Linked DNA regions of Homo sapiens: region 1 is linked to region 2. Evidence: chromatin loops called from intact Hi-C (ENCODE). Cell type or tissue: GM12878. All regions are shown on one strand. Links, peaks and the distances in the headings refer to the core of each region. The heading gives the core; the rest is flanking DNA.

Evidence for each region. Hi-C counts contacts between places; a loop is a spot of excess contacts. Peaks named below come from ENCODE experiments on the same cell type or tissue, not always from the same donor. Only the 100,000 strongest peaks of a DNase experiment are listed, where the experiment ranks them.
Region 1: it touches region 2 in a loop (2.9-fold over the local background); 1 of 110 quality-filtered maps calls a loop at or near these places.

Annotation. Positions count from the first base shown.
Region 1 is chr21:14,822,389-14,830,733 of GRCh38, forward strand. ASMER1 (adipocyte associated metabolic related lncRNA 1) reads right to left here. Exons shown (of 4, transcript NR_146322.1): 3 at 3,135-3,236; 4 at 1-2,027. It also overlaps the pseudogene RBMX2P1. Among named protein-coding and RNA genes, the nearest start is that of ASMER1, 92 kb to the right of the region's middle. RefSeq lists an enhancer at 3,110-3,259. In GM12878, for the core only: no CTCF peak of the experiment used is centred there; DNase peaks (open chromatin) are centred at 3,213, 3,389 and 4,433; H3K27ac peaks cover 1,994 bases.
Region 2 is chr21:14,448,293-14,456,637 of GRCh38, forward strand. No RefSeq gene overlaps it. Among named protein-coding and RNA genes, the nearest start is that of HSPA13, 69 kb to the left of the region's middle. RefSeq lists a silencer at 831-994 and cis regulatory regions at 3,828-3,989, 5,945-6,601. In GM12878, for the core only: no CTCF peak of the experiment used is centred there; DNase peaks (open chromatin) are centred at 4,789, 5,249, 5,949 and 6,539; H3K4me3 peaks cover 382 bases; H3K27ac peaks cover 5,070 bases.

The DNA.
Region 1 (8,345 bases), core at 236-8,235, 370 kb after region 2:
TCTGCTTCTTTTTATATCAATGCTAACATAATACTGAACAGTCTTGCTTGAAAAAAATTCAAAAAGAAGATAATGAAATATCCCAGAAATTTGTCACATTGTAGAAAGAAAGCCGCAATAAAAAATGTGAGATCCCTTTACACAACATATTTCTTAGCATTTGATCAGAAAGCTTTGTTATTGGCACTCACGTAATATTTCAATATAATTACCATGTTGTCTGCTAATCATTACTCACTAACTAAAATTACTAAACACAAAAACTATGCTTATTCCTATGAAAATATTCAGTTAAGGAGTTTCAAAGCATAAAATCTTTATTTTTAATATTACCTATTACATATTAAATCAAATGAATTAGAATACTAATCCTGAGAAGTAACTGCTTACAATATAAAAATAGTATATCTAAATCTATTACTGACCTACGATTATTCTTCAGTCCAGTTCCCTGTACAAATCCAATCTGTGTCCAAGCTTATTTAAAGATGTCAATCTCATCAGAATTTAAATATGACACAGCATTATAAAACATATCTGGTTACTCAAGATTTCTACTAGCAAACATGGCTTTAAGCAGACCCCAAAGGCAAACCCTGCCAGAGGGGGGATTCTGTATGCCTATCCTTTTCCAAATTCATCTCACTAGAGTGACCGAGCCACCAAAGACAGGCCACATCCCTGAAATATTGCTTAGCCCTTGTGTTGAACTATCGGGCATTTTGATACCTTTTCAGAGTTGCAGTCCACATTTCCCCAGTATTGGTTTCCATTTTCACGACTATTACAGGCTATTCTTTGAAAATTGTGTTTATAAGGGAAAATATAAAGTTCTCATCCATTGAACAGACCAAACTCCTAAGCTCAATATATTTTTATCTTCTATGTATTTATGGTCCATGGCTGCCCTTCAGTTAAAGAATAAAAAACTCAAGTGAGATAAAGCATCAAAATATATATTATAGTTCCATTTAGGTTTTAGCTTAGAAGGCCAAGGACATTGCCACTTAGGGAGAATCTCTGCCTCTCAACAAATCAAAGTGTATTTGCTTTGATTAGTTTCTTAACTGAAATGAAAAGGTAATTTGGATCATTTGTTGAACATACCAAACCCACTGGTAAATTCAGCCAATCAGCTATAAGGAGTAAAACAGGCAGTTAATATAATTTGTATTAATCATAACCACTGCAATTATGTAAATGTAGCTTGAAATGTTATGTGTTAATTTAGTATGCTACTGTTGCTTCTAGAGAACCTACGAATTTCTAAACTCAAAGGCACCTCCAGAATTCCTGAAAGGTGTTGACACTGTCATCAGTTATGTTCCCAGATGACTTGGGTATTACGGGCTAAAAGCTACATTTTGTCACATCTCACAAATATATCTGTGGTTTGACTCCAACCTAGTACTCTGGTTAAGCACAATTAAATAAACAAGCATAATTTATCCCTTATATTACATTAAGAGTTAGTGAACAGAGGTTATTCATTTACATCTAGGGGCCGGAGAAAAAAGAAGCACTCAATTGTCTTTTAGAATGTTTAGCCCTGAAATCTATTTTTGTACATGAGTCTTAGATGCCTTCTGGATAAGGGCTCAGATCATTACACCAAAATGCATTAGTCTATGGCAAAAAAAAAAAAAAGAGTTTGATTATGTGAATGAAACTAAACAAAAATCCTGGGTCCAGAGGAATGCCTTAAAACTAGGATAAGAAAATTGTGTTCTCACATACTATAAAAATACAACTTCAGGGACATCTATCTCTGGTTTTGGTTTTGTAATTTTAAGTTTTAGTCAAAAATTATTGCTCAGTCATGTCTTTTTTCTCTTCCTATTCCAGAGATATATCTCATGTGATGTAACAAGACGAAGGCTGTTAAGGCAGCTGCTCAAAATAAAAAGTCTCTAAAAAGCAATAGCTTCAGCTGTATCAAGTCTTCCCTGTGGAGCCATATTCAGGCACATGAGCCAAACACATATCATGCGTCTTCTTCCTCTTGTACAAACTGAAAAACCAAAACACTAGGGGAAAGAGAAGACAGTAAAATCAACATTAGGCTTGTCAAGGCAACTTAATTATTTCGCCACAAATTATTGAATTTTATGTCATGGACTCACCCAAAATTATGTATTCTTATAAAGTAAGCATCTTTGATAATAGATATTGCTATTTAACTTATGCCTTATCTTCAATTTAGAAACTGCAGTGTTTTAATGTCCCACATTTTAGATAATAAATGGAGTCCCCCATGTATAGCAGCATGATTTATAGTCCTTTGGGTATATACCCAGTAATGGGATGGCTGGGTCAAATGGTATTTCTAGTTCTAGATCCCTGAGGAATCGCCACACTGACTTCCACAATGGTTGAACTAGTTTACAGTCCCACCAACAGTGTAAAAGTGTTACTATTTCTCCACATCCTCTCCAGCACCTGTTGTTTCCTGACTTTTTAATGATTGCCATTCTAACTGGTGTGAGATGATATCTCATAGTGGTTTTGATTTGCATTTCTCTGATGGCCAGTGATGATGAGCATTTTTTCATGTATTTTTTGGCTGCATATACCCAAAGGATTATAAATCATGCTGCTATAAAGACACATGCACACGTATGTTTATTGCGGCATTATTCACAATAGCAAAGACTTGGAACCAACCCAAGTGTCCAACAATGATAGACTGGATTAAGAAAATGTGGCACATATACACCATGGAATACTATGCAGCCATAAAAAATGATGAGTTCATGTCCTTTGTAGGGACATGGATGAAATTGGAAACCATCATTCTCAGTAACCTATCGCAAGAACAAAAAACCAAACACCGCATATTCTCACTCATAGGTGGGAATTGAACAATGAGATCACATGGACACAGGAAGGGGAATATCACACTCTGGGAACTGTGGTGGGGTGGGGGGAGGGGGGAGGGATAGCATTGGGAGATATACCTAATGCTAGATGACGAGTTAGTGGGTGCAGCGCACCAGCATGGCACATGTATACATATGTAACTAACCTGCACAATGTGCACATGTACCCTAAAACTTAAAGTATAATTAAAAAAAAAATAAAAATAAAAGAAAAATAAACAAGAAAAAAAAAAAAGCATCAGAAATAAAACTTGCCTGCTTTTCCAATCAGAGGCAACTCAACTGTGTAGTCATCTAGGAAACCACCAGGGACTTCACAGATGAAGTTTCAGATGATACAGCCAATTTCAGTTTCACCTAACAGAAGCAAGAATAAAATTTAACTTTCCCAGCGTTTGATTAAATGAGTATTTTGATTCATTCTATTAGAATTCTACATAACTGGTAATATAAGTGTGCCACCCAAGCAATAGCGTTATGAAATCAAGAAATGACTTTTGCTGGGAGCTTAACTCTAGAACCATCTTTGTTTCAAATGTATGACATTAGAGAAAAATGATTAGCCTCAGACCAAATAAATTGTATATTTAGTCATATTCACCACGGCTATGAATTTCAGTTCAGAATTCTGTCATTTTATTTCACTCACCAAATTCCTTAAGACTGAATATATGCCATAGTATCATATGCATAAATGATGGTAAATGGCTTAGAAAAAAACAGAAAGTGGAAACACTCATATTCTTTCACCCAATGATGTACAGTTCCTGAGAAAATGTCTGAAGAAACTAATAAACAACAGCATCAAAATAAACATATGTATAAACATGCTCCATACATTACTAATAATTTTAAGAGAAAAATAATTCTACATGTTTGCTAAATTATGTTATATTCATTATGTGCCATATTACATAACTGTTAAAACTATGGAAAGGTGTATATTGTTATATGAAATAAGGAAAAGACAATATTTGAAGTTGCTGTTTTAGTTTGCTCACTTCTCAGTGCTATCTGTTCTCTCTCATTCCTCTTGTGAATTGCTAATACTCTGATCACCAATAATCTCTTAATTGTTCAATTCTGTGCCACTGTCAAGTTGTTATTTTGGGTGACTTCAACAAAAGACAAAATAAACTCCACCATTTCTGCCACCACCCTCCCTTCCCTCATTTCCTACCACTCCTCTCCCTCTCCCCCACCCACCCCAAAATCACATATACTTTGCTCCTTTATTTGTGTTCTTGAGTCAGAAATTTGGAGATGTTCTCCTACCCTCTAAAATTATCTCCTAAATATCTGTTTAAATCCTGAGTTCGTCTCTATCTCCTGCACCAGGTTGTCTTAGTTCAGGCCCTCATAATCTCTTCCTTAAACTACTGCAACTGCCACCCTCCTCATCTGCTTCCAGTTCCTCCCCAGCCTAATTCATCCTCCACCTTCCTACCATGTGCTTTTCAAAAATCTATTTCTGATCATGTCACTTTCTCTTTAAAATCATTGACTCCTTCAAAGTAAGAGATGCTCAAATAGTTTGTATAGCATGCGAGAACTTTCTCGCACCCCTCCTTTTCTCAATCGCCTCATTTCTCATTGTTATGTACCATACCCCGTACTCTTTCTCACATGGAACTACTCGCATCTTCCCTAGATTCCACGACCTATCAGAAGCCCTGTCTGGTCTGTTTTTCACCTCATTTGCCCCATGGACTCTCCTGTGTTCCCCTTTATAAATTTGAAAGCACTCTTTACATTATTCTAAGTTAATGGTTTATGTATGGATCTTTTTCACTGCCTATAACCTGTGGTCAGGCATATTTATTTTGTAATACCAACTATATTATAGCACCTGGTACTGAGTAGAAACTTAATATTTCTTGAATGAATGAACAAGCAAATAAATAAAGGACCTGCAACTATGCAAAATATGCATAGATTAAAAGTAAATGTGGGAAAGTAAAAACAGCTAAGTTCTAATAAGTAAATAAAAACTTTTTTCTGTTTTTAGTTAATTTTTGAGCAAACTACTATTCAAAATAAAATATCTTAAAAATCTATAGTAAATGCCTACTTTACTTTCATTGATCAGTAAATGCTGATTAGCAATACTCTCACTGCTTATATCACCAGTAACTTTTGTATAGACTAGAGCAAAATTAGATTTTTTAAAACAATTTTTAGGCCAAGTAGATTTCCTGTGTAAAGAATGATTGGCCCAAAGTCACGATATATTCAAATCATTTAAGATATTATAATTTGGTCGTTTTCTTCTTATTTAAAATGAACAGGCAATTTCCAAAAGGTTAGTTTAAGGTTTCTATCCTAAGTAGCAACCTTTGCAAGCTCATATATGCAGTTCTGTCTGTATGCAGAATGTGAAATTGCAAATGGGAATGAAATGCTCATCAATCAAACATCAAATACCAACAGAATCCAGGAAACACTTTGCATTTCCAATTATTCTATATCACTTTACATATCCCAAGATCACTGGCACATAAAACACCCTGTGAGAGAGAATAAAATATTGCGCTTTCTTAGATTTTATATATATTTTATATATATCTGTATATATATCTCTATATATAGTTAAAGATATATAAAGAGAAGAATAGAAGGAATGTGTTATCAGAGATACTCTCTTTTTATTTTTTATTTTTGAGATGGAGTCTCACTCTGTTGCCCAGGCTGGAGTGCAATGGTATGATCTCGCCTCACTGCAACCTCAACCTCCCAGATTCAAGCAACTCTCCTGCCTCAACCTCCTGAGTAGCTGGGATTATAGGTGCCTGCCACCACACCCAGCTAATTTTTGTATTTTTAGTAGAGACAGGGTTTCACCATGTTGGCCAAGCTGGTCTCGAACTCCTGGCCTCAAGTGATCCACCCAAAGTGCTGGGATTACAGGAGTGAGCCACTGCACCCAGCCAGAGATATTATCTCTTTAATCTGCCATGATTTGTCATGTATCTCAACTGATACTACTTTCCACAGAAATATACTTTGCCTTTGATTTTATCATTAGCTAAAGTTACAGTGGAAAAAGCAAAAACAATAAATCTTGTATTATTATCGATCTATAAAATAATACAAGAGCAGGAGCCTAAATATTTTTTAGTCCTTACTTAAATCATATGATAGCAGTATTTTCCCACTATGCTGGCTGACATCCTCCCCTCATGGCCTAAGAAGCTTAGAACTAAATTAAAAACTGTAGAGATTATCTAGTCCAGTACTTCCCACCTTTTGCATGCCCTGTTACATTGAAAATAGTAATATTTAAGCAGAATACTATGGGAGAGGAGTGATTACATGTGAACTACTATAGGTCACTGCTCTTAAAATCTTAGGCCAGGCACGATGACTCAGACCTGTAATCCCAGCACTTTGGGAGGCCAAGGCAGATGGGTCATCTGAGGCCAGGAGTTCGAGCCCAGCCTGGCCAACATGGTGGAACCCCATCTCTACTAAAAATACAAAAATTAGCTGGGCGTGATGGCAGATGCCTGTAATCCCAGCCACTGAGGAAGGCTGAGGCACGAGAATCGCTTGAACCCAGGAGGCGGAGGTTGTAGTGAGCCAAGAAAATCTTAGGCATCAGAATTTCAGAGAGTTTATAAAAGATGCCATATAAACTCTTTAATGGAATTTCAACTATTGTAAATTCTTAAGTAGTCGTAAAAAAAAACAGATTTCAATTTAAGGAAATTCTGCCCCAGATATTTTATTTACAGAAATTACAAAATCACAAGTTCCATCCCATTGCATTTTAAATACCACACTTTGTTTTAAAATCTGAGGATCTGAGCAGGCTGAAGCCTGGTCTGGCCTATGGTCCCTGGGGTTGGAGAATTTGTGTGGCTATGCTTTCAAATCAACTGAAATGTGTCCCTATCCTTGCTCTTCTCCTCTTACCCTGCCACTGCCAAAGTACTGGGCTCAGAATCCTGACTCTCCTTCCTTTCACTCCCTTCTCTAGGTCCTGCTGTGTTCACAGGAAGCTGTGGTCTGCAGCTGCTGTCCTGGACACAGGACAACTTGGTTAGGGCTTCAGCCCCTATCTGGACTCTAATTCCACCTTGGTGTGTTTATTGCAGTTTCGTGCATCCTTATCATTTTTCATCTGGTCTCTGGCAGGCAGAGTGTATGATGACTTCTCTGTCCCTCCTTGTCTTTAACTCAAATGATGATCTTCTCTTTGGTGTTTTTTTTTTCCCCCGTTTTTCTCAGCTGTGCTGTTGTGAGAGTGCTTCATCACTGGAGCCTTCAGATGAACTAGGTGAGGGACTCTGGGCCCCACAACCCTTCTCCCAGAGCTGTCTTGTGGCATCATTCAAGTCCTCTGGGTCAGGCAAGGGAGAGAGGCAGGAAGTTGGTAATTTCATTATTGATCAACTCGAATAGTTCTTCCCTTGATCTTGATTCCATTAAAATTGTCAATGGCCAAAATGGTACTCCTCTGGCCCTCATAGCAGGTAAAACAGAATCCTTTGGACGCATTCCTGACTTCCTGTCCTGTACAAGATTAATGTTAATATATCTCCCCTTATTGAGAGGCTACACAGATGACATCACCTTCAGTCAGTTCATAACAAAGCCCTCCCGGGAACATCCAGGAGCTGTCCTTGTACACAGAGGACGGGATGCTTTAGGAGCCACTGCAATATCAGCCTGCCTTTTATTCAGCTTCAGGGCTAGCTTCACATTGATTAATGAGTTCATCTTTGTGGGGTGGAGTGCCACACAATGGTGCCTGGGTGGCTGAACCATGCCCACTTCTAGAGAACAGACAAGGGAGGATACCACTTCTGGTGGAGGCCCTCAGGGCACCTCCACAGTCTCTTCTCCACCCTCCCCACATGCCTTCCTCTGCCATTTAATGTTCAACTTTTCATGGTAGTCCAGTCACCACACAGAAGTATGCTACTGCTCACTAGTTGGAAAGATCTAAACTAGTCGAGTTTCAAAATAGGATGGCCAAGCTGCAACAAAGACTTCTGTTCTGAAATGGTTCCTGATCATGGAAGTTTTAACTCTACTATTTCACCTTTTGTCCAGGTAATAAATCCTTTCGAGAGCCTATAACATGTTATGTTCACTTGGGCCAAATTATGAAAGGTAAATATTTGATGTGTTACAAAGAAAAAACTTAGACTAAGCTTTGCTTTGAGTGTACCTATTATATTAGTCAGGGATCTACAGAAAAACAGAACCAACAAGATGTTTGTATAGATAGGTACATTCATTATAAGGAATTGGCCCAGGGATTATGGAAGCTAGTGAGTCCCAAGATCTGCAGTCGGATAAGTAAACACCCAGGAGATCCAAGGTTAAGTTCCAGTCTGAGTCCAAAGGCCTGAGAACCGGGAAAGCCAATATTATATGCTACAGGTTCTAAACCCAAGAAGAGCCAATGTTACAATTCAAGTCTGAAGAATGGAAAGAGCAATATCCCAGATCAAAACA
Region 2 (8,345 bases), core at 280-8,279:
AGACAATTAAGTCCATTGCACGTAGGTGGTGAATTAAGGGTCTGAGGTTTAAACAATGTTTTTTTTCTGACTCAAAGACCAGATTTTTTCACTGGACGAAAGCTGCCTCTATGTTGTTAATTCTCTTCTCCACTGCCTATATTCCATATCATTAAGCAACTTCACCTCCCACCATCCCAAGGTGGAGCTAGTTGCTAGTAAGATTTTGAAGAAATTAAAGTCCTTCCTCTCTTCAGAAGGTGGAGTAGATGAACTATAAGGATAAGAGGTGGCAATCCGTAAGTAAAGTGATTGAAATGCAGATTATGAAAGTTGTATCATTATTAGTCTGGAAAAGAGACATTTATTGAATGAATATAAATTGTTTGCCACTAACTGCTAGACTTATTGAATTCTACTCAACTAGTGAGATCTAGTTTAAGGGGAAAACAATAGAAAGTCCCTAGGTCTATCTAGTCATTGTTTTATTTGTTCTTCACCATAACCTGTTAGGTGGATAAAGTTCCTTTATTTTTATCATTTTAGAGAATAAGGAGTAGAAGCTCAGAGAGTTTGTGTAACTTGCTCAAGTAGTGGAACTAGGACTCCAACCCATTTCTTTTGATTCAGAGTACAGTGATCTTTTGCCTGTACTTGCTGTCTCCCCATTCAATGTACCCACAGGATGCTGTGTGAAGTTCTGTAGGTAATTTGTAGATTCACCACGGGATGTGCTCTCAAAGAACTTTCTTTGTGAAACATCAAACTATCATACTCCTCACCCTCCTCACTCTGCCCCTACTGAAGCCTACAGGTGCAGAAATGGATATGCACATCCACACTCATGATGTCTTATAGTCTTATATCTTTCTTTCTTTCTTTCTTTTTTTTTTTTTTTTGGAGACAGAGTTTCACTCTTGTTGCCCAGGCTGGAGTGCAATGGTGTGATCTTGGCTCACTGCAACCTCCGCCTCTTGGGTTTGAGCAATTCTCCTGCCTCAGCCTCTCAAGTAGCTGGGATTACAGGCATGCGCCACCACGCCTGGCTAATTTTTTGTATTTTAAGTAGAGATGGGGTTTCTCCATATTGGTCAGGCTGGTCTCAAACTCCTGACCTCAGGTGATCTGCCTGCCTCCGCCTCCCAAAGTGCTGGGATTACAGGTGTGAGCCACTGCGCCTGGCCATGAAGTCTTATTTCATATTATACTTTTATTCATGTTCTAGAAGTGGGACTTACTCAGAAGTGTAAGCAACTGACTGCTATGGAGTATGACTGGAAAGTTCACAAGCTCACATCTGCCCTAAAATATCTCTCCACCTATCTGCCAAGATGCCATACTTTCTTTCAACCAACTTTAACATCTTATCTGTAAGCATACTAGAATTGGAAAAACAAACAAACAACAAAAAAACCTGGTTCAATTATTTCTATAACAGTGCCTTTCACTAGTGAGTGTGAAATCAGTTTTGCAGGTCAAAACCAGCATTTCAAATATGAAGTAGAAAAAATAAAATAGAAAATATTTAAGTGAAGTGCATGAAATTGGGGGAAATATTATTTCATGACATTTTGTTTCCATTTTTTTCTTTGTGTATGTGAGACCTCACATACTAAATCCTTATGAAAAATTTATTTCTTGGGAGATGACAGTGAAAAAAAAGGTTAAGAAGTAATCTTTTTTAAAAAATAACTTTATGCTTTTTGATTTGAGGATTGTTTTGACAATATGATAAAAGTTATGGTTCTTCTCTCAAAATAAAGGCACACAAATCTACACACCTATGTTTTGGGTACAAACGTAAAGGGCTGATAAACCATATGACTCTCATCCACTGTGCTCAAGTTGAGGACATCTGCTCTAGCTAAAAATGGCATGTATTCTCTGGAAAGGGAAGAAATGGCCCTGGAGATCTCTTCTGTGCTCTTGGCCTCAACATTTAAATATTCAGCCTGAATGCCTTTAGTATTTTAAAGCTAACAGCATAGCCTGAAGCGGATGAGATGATGAGATGTTAGCACATTTGGTTAATAACTTTTTATTAAATAAAGTAAAACTAAGTATATGGCGATGTTCAAACCATTCCACACCAGCTCCACTGAACTTACATTCCAAAGAGGAAGAAAGGCAATAAGCAACTAAATAATAAATGAATGAAGTAATTTCAGATAGGGTTAAGTGTTATAGAGGAAATAATTGGAATGATGAAATAGAGAAAACTGGAGAGGAGGTGCAATAAGTTAAGGAAGATACAGTAGTTTATTGTGAATGAAGGTCCAGGGAATGCCTCTTTTTTATTAGATATGATTACTGTACCAATATCTGTGGTCATGCCTCCTCTACCACATTACAACTATCAGTGCTTTACAATATTTCAAGAACTCCATGAATATTTGTAGATTGGTGACTTTATTTCAGAATTGATGGAGAAAATATCATGGCTAAGAGTATAGATTCTAGCATCAGACTGCCTAAGATTGGATCCTTGCTTTGTCCTTTACTGACAATGTAGTTGGAGGGAAGTTACTTAATCTTGTTGACTTTCTATTTCTTCTAGTTTATCTCTAAAATGGGAAAAATAGTATTACCTACATGATAAGGAGGATTAAATAGGTTAAGATATGTAAAGAGCTTGTGTATTACATTTTCTGGTTATCCACTCCAGAATTCAGTGGCTTCAAGTAACAGGCATTTTATGATATCTCACAATTTTCTGGGTCAGAAATGTAGGCAGATCTCAAAAGGGCAATTCTTCTCCTTCATTCTTCTGTTTCATCGGTTGGCCATTGGTGGTATTTGGCTGGCAAATGAGCTGGTTGGGAGGTCCAGGTGGCTTTACCCACATATCTAGCATGTGTAGGTATGACTGGAAGGCTGAAAAGATTGACCAGATGTCCTACTTGTGACCTTTCCAGCAGACCTTCTCAGGATAATCAGATTTCTTATGCAGAAGCTCAAGACTCTGAGACAGAGTGTTTTAAGAAAAGAGAAATAGGTGCTGCCAGATTTTTAGGGGCCAGGTCCAGAAACTAACACAGAGACAGTTTTGTCCTGTTCAACTCATCAAAGCCATTAGAGATACAACCCAGATTGAGGGAGGAATTCTAGATTCCATCTCTCTATGGGAAAAATATCAAAAAATGTATAGCCATCTTTAACCTGCCACACTATCTACAGCACTTAGAAAGTACTAGTTAAGACTCTAAGCTATAATTATTTTATCTTGTTTTTACCTTTCAAAAACTCTGGTTATGTTTATTTCAGATTGAGTAGCAAAATCAACCTTTAGCCTTGATTTCTCTTTACCTTTTCCGTCCCTAATTTTTAAAATAGCCCTCATCAGTAGGTGCCAGTTGGAGATTTAAAAACAGGCATGCCCTATACAAGCCAGTGAGTATTAATTGTGAGTGTTTCCCTCTCATGGTAGCAACAGTTTTTATTTATGTCATAAGTCACACATATCTTGGTTTCAGTATATTCATTGGTAGCCCATAATCCCACTAATATTACCACACAGCTGTGTGTGTTTCTTCTTCAGAGAACAAGGGAACAAGACTTAGCAGCAAGGTGATATCTGAGTACATTAAAATTCATAGTGAACAATAAAATGTTTCTTGACCCATATACGACTTGACTGAACCCCAGTTTGTTACTTTTTTCTCCCCAATATCAACAAAATCTTCCAAATTAAAACAGCAGAAACACAAAGCCACATAAAAAGTTGAACGAGTTCACATTTTAAAATTTCTTGTAAAAGACTGATGATTGTGTGACCTTAATCTAAACAGACATTTCCTGTAACCGCTTATGCCCCATAAGGAATCTGCAGCTAATAGGGCCTCTGCATTCTTATCTATTGGCTTGGCTGTCTGAATGAGTATGTATTTGCTTTGACCATCTGCTCCTATCCCTCATTTTTTATTTAATTTTTTTTCAGATTTAATACTGTCCTGAGGTACACAAATGCTCTTTTTGGTTTGTGAAGCTCAAGGTCAATTTAAAGGCAAGTCCCTAGAGAAGTGAGCATTTGTGACTAGGTCATCTATTTCCCTGAATCTGTTACAGCTTTTGAGACGTATGTAAGAAGGAGAAAGCAGATAAGCCAAATTGGTTTTTGAGACGAGGGGCACCTACAAATGTAGCACTATTGACCATGAAAGTGTAGCATAATAGTATTTATTTGGAAAAAGATCCATTTGATCATTTTATCCTCTGGGAAGCTACAATGTCTACATCTTTCTTTTATTAAAAAGTTCGTTAGAATGTAACCCATTCCACCCTCTTCAACCACACCCCCGCCCACGCAGCCCCGGTTTTGTCTATTAAACAAATTCTGTTTTGAGATCATTTTCCCTAAGTTTCCCAGAATTACTACTCCCCCCTCTCAAAACTGTTTTAATTTGTGTAACAAGGCTACTCCAGAGGGATATTTGCTAGCAGGAGTATTGATCCAGTAATGGAGTTGCAGTTCAATTGCGGTGACAAGAAGCCCGATTTTTTTTTTTTTTTTTTTCCTTTAAGGATGATCAAGATATTTAGATTCCAGAGGGTAAAATTTGCACATGAAATCACCTGATTTTCCTCGTGACATTACGTTTTACTGCTTAGGCAATACACTTGCCTTAGCAGTTTGTTAGAAGTTCACACATTTGCACCTTTTAAATAGCTTTCAAAAAGAAGGCTGTGATTCTCTCTCGGGGAGAGAAAAATTGCCCTCTCACAAGTGGGAAGTTGATATTCCTTGGAGACCACCGGTCTTCTCATGTGTGACATTATTCCCATTCTCATACTGAGACTCTTACAGACTTTATGTGAAGCACAGTGTGGTGGAAGGAACACTAATGAGGAGCCAGGAGGCCTGGCTTTCATACTCTTCTGCTCTTCATCAGCTGCTGATGCTGGACTAGGCACTTAACCTTTCTGACGGTCCTCTTCCTCTGCCATTTTAAAACAAGCATAAGTTGCTATGTGATCTTACGGGCTCCTTTCCATTCTAAAAGACAAACCAAGGTATAACAAGCTTAAAATATTAATAGCTTTGGTATGAGTTGAAAATGGACAGTGTCAAAAAAAAAACTTTAAATCATTTTTGTTTTAATGTATTCCTTAATGCTAGTGTGAGAAACTCATTTCTTTCATCTGAGATTTTTAACCAAAAGCTGGCCCTGTTGTCCTCACTTCTGATGAGACAATCTGAGAACCTTGCATAGGGTGTGGATGTGGAACATGTTGAGCTGATGTCAGAGTTTCAGTCACCTTTACACAGCAGCGTTTCCCATCAGACTGATGTTCACACTTCTATTTCTGGCAGCAACCTGCTTGGCCACAGGGTTTGTACAATTTCTCTTTTTTTCTCAACACAGCAATTTCCCAGTGCATGTAAACTCTGTGTTAATTATTTTGGCTATTAACTAGGAAAGAAGAAAAGCTCACATTTGCTAAATCCAGAATGACGGAGTGGATTCAGAAGTGCTCTCTCAACAAAGTGGTTTACACTCTGGAGCTAATGCAAACTCTCTTTGTTTCAATGTATTGCTCGCAAATATTGATTAATCATTTTTCTTTATTAGCTTATGCCCTCTTGGTGGTATAATGCATTTGACTTTCCTTCTGTCTTCCAGGAGAGTGGGATATTATAAACCTGAGCTGACACTTCAGCAAAAGGGTTCCAGAGGTTTCTAGAGATGGGGAAACAGATGATTAATGTCAGTCTCCTCTAATAAAAAATAAACGTTAGAGAGAGAGGGTGTGTTTTTTCTTACGTCCTTTAAAACCTTGTGCTATGAGTATGCGACAGTAGTGAGGCAGAAGACACTATGGTGAAATCATTCAGTTCAGGAGGCTCATTCTTCTATTAATTCCACAGTGCTTCCTGGACACAGTTTTCTGTGCCTTTTAAAGAAGGGCCAGAGGCCTATTCTAAAACCTGTATGGCTGTCAAATAAATATCACTGTGCCGGCAAAAGAGAGATTCTGGTTGAGGCCTTTCCCTCTTAACTACCTAAGGACTGTATATTTTTAGGTACAAAGGAAAGAATTAAGCTGCCTTTTGTGTCCCAGTTGATAAGCATAGTCTTAACAGTCAGAACTCTCTGGCTCTAAGCATGAAAAGAAACTTTTAGTTTACACATAAAAGGGGTGCTTCACACACAGGACAAGGAAATGGGAAGTTATAAGGACCCCGGACATTATCTCCCTGTACATCTGTTTTCTTCTCAAGCTGGTTTTTATCACTCAGTCAACACCATGGGGAAGATAGCCACTTCACAGGCCTTGAGATCTCTATCTTATTTTAGGAAAACGGAGCATACTAAACCAAGGGCGTTTCCCTCTCAGTTCTAAATTCAGCAGGAGAGGATTTTATTGTCTCAGCTCATGTCAAACAAGTACTTTTCCTTGAATTAATTAGGGGAAGGGGGTTTGGTAAAGAAACATATATGTGGCTGCCAGGAAGATCCTCTCACTGCCTCTTCATCTTCTCTACCACTATGAATGAAAGAAGCCAGTCAAGAATGATTACCTAAAGGACCTTTGACCACTGTCAAAGACCTGAACTTTCATAGCCACACCCGAAAGTAAAACACAACGTATGTTCTCAATTGATCTGCCTTGTAGATGCTTGTCAAGAGGGGTTTTACCTTTGTGCCAATATAGAAAGTAGGACCCAAAGCTGTGGACAAGACATACTCTTATTACCATTTCTTTGAAATTTAGACACTGTTACTGACTTTTTACTGCAGAAGAGAGGGATTTTACTCCCCTTCACAGCCGACATCCTTACCACACCAACACTCATGCCTGTTCCTCTCTCCTATTCCCACATTTATATGCACCACTGTCACACAGCACATTTCCTGTTTCCACAATATCAATTTTGGATAGAACAATAATTCGTGTTTATATTATTATTAATATGTAAATGTTATTTACATAGAACTATGTAAAATATAGCATAAGCCAGAATTGGTTAATCCATACTGTAGTAACAATCAACACCAGAATTTCAGTGGCTTTCCGTCGTGCAAAATCAGCTCCAGGTTCAAGTGACTCTCCAGGGCATTTGTCCTTCATGCTTGACACAGCTATCCAGAATGTTCTGATCTTGTGGCTGCACCCACTCAATAATAATTTCAAAGGGAAAGGAGAGAGAGAAGGGAGTGGAAAATCCAGGGGCTTTTCATTGCTTCAGACCAGAAGTGATCATTTGTTATTTTTGCTCACACTTAATTGACTCAAACTAGTCACATGGCTTTGTCTAATTGCATGGATATTGGGATATGAAATTTTCAGGAGGGAAAACTGAATGGGATATTGGTGATGTCTATTACATGTCAGATTACTTTTTCTCTTTTTTCCACTTTTTGTTGAGTTTAAAAATTCCTGAAGGTTATACTTATTTTGTTATTTTGTTTACTCATATAAAATATGAGTTTCATCTACTTGACCATATCTCCCCTTTAGCATTTTGACCAGTTTCAATCTCGACTGGGTTTTCTCCATAACAGTTTTGGAGTTGTTTTCCTGGGACTCTTTCTGCCTCTCACTTTGAGTTGATCCCAAATATTCCTCTTTTGGTTTTACATCTTCACTTTGATGGAGCATGTCGTACATGATTTCTTGAGATGGGTACATTGGAGGTAAATTTTTCAATAACTCATATATCTAAAAATGCATTTCTAAATTTCATTTTTATATCTAAAAATTTCTTTATTTTACATCATTTTATTTTTACTTTGAGATTGTGGCTGGATATAAAAATCTAGTTTGAAAATAACTTTTTCACAGGATTTTAAAGGCATTTTTTTGTTTTATCTCTTGTAAATAGTGCTTCTGTGGAGAAAGAGCATTTTTATTCTGGTATTTTATGTCTTTTTCTTTTTCCTTTTGAAACTCTTGTAGAATCTTTGTTTCTAGCATTTTGAAAGTTTGCAATGACGCTTAATGTGTATCCATTGCATTGGCCACTCAATGGGTCTTTCAAATTGAATGACTCTTCAATTCAGAGAAATTTATAGAAAACAAATTTAACTTATTTTTTTTCTCCTGTTAACCTTTTGGTATCTCCTATTTTGTGAATATTGTACCTCCTATACTGGTCCTATAATTTTCCTATCTTTTCTATTTTATATTTAGTTTTAAAATATCTTCTTTTAATGTTTTTACTTAATTTTTAATTTCTACTTTAATATTTTAGATTTCAAAAGTCTCTTTCTTATGGTTTTTTTTTTTTTGTCTTTTTTTTTTTTTTGGTAGAAGTGGCAGTTCTTGTTCCATGGATGAAATAACTTATCTTTTTTTCTCTGAGAATATTAATAATGCTTTTCCCCCATCTCCTTGAATAGATTCCCTTTTCTTCAAGTTTCATA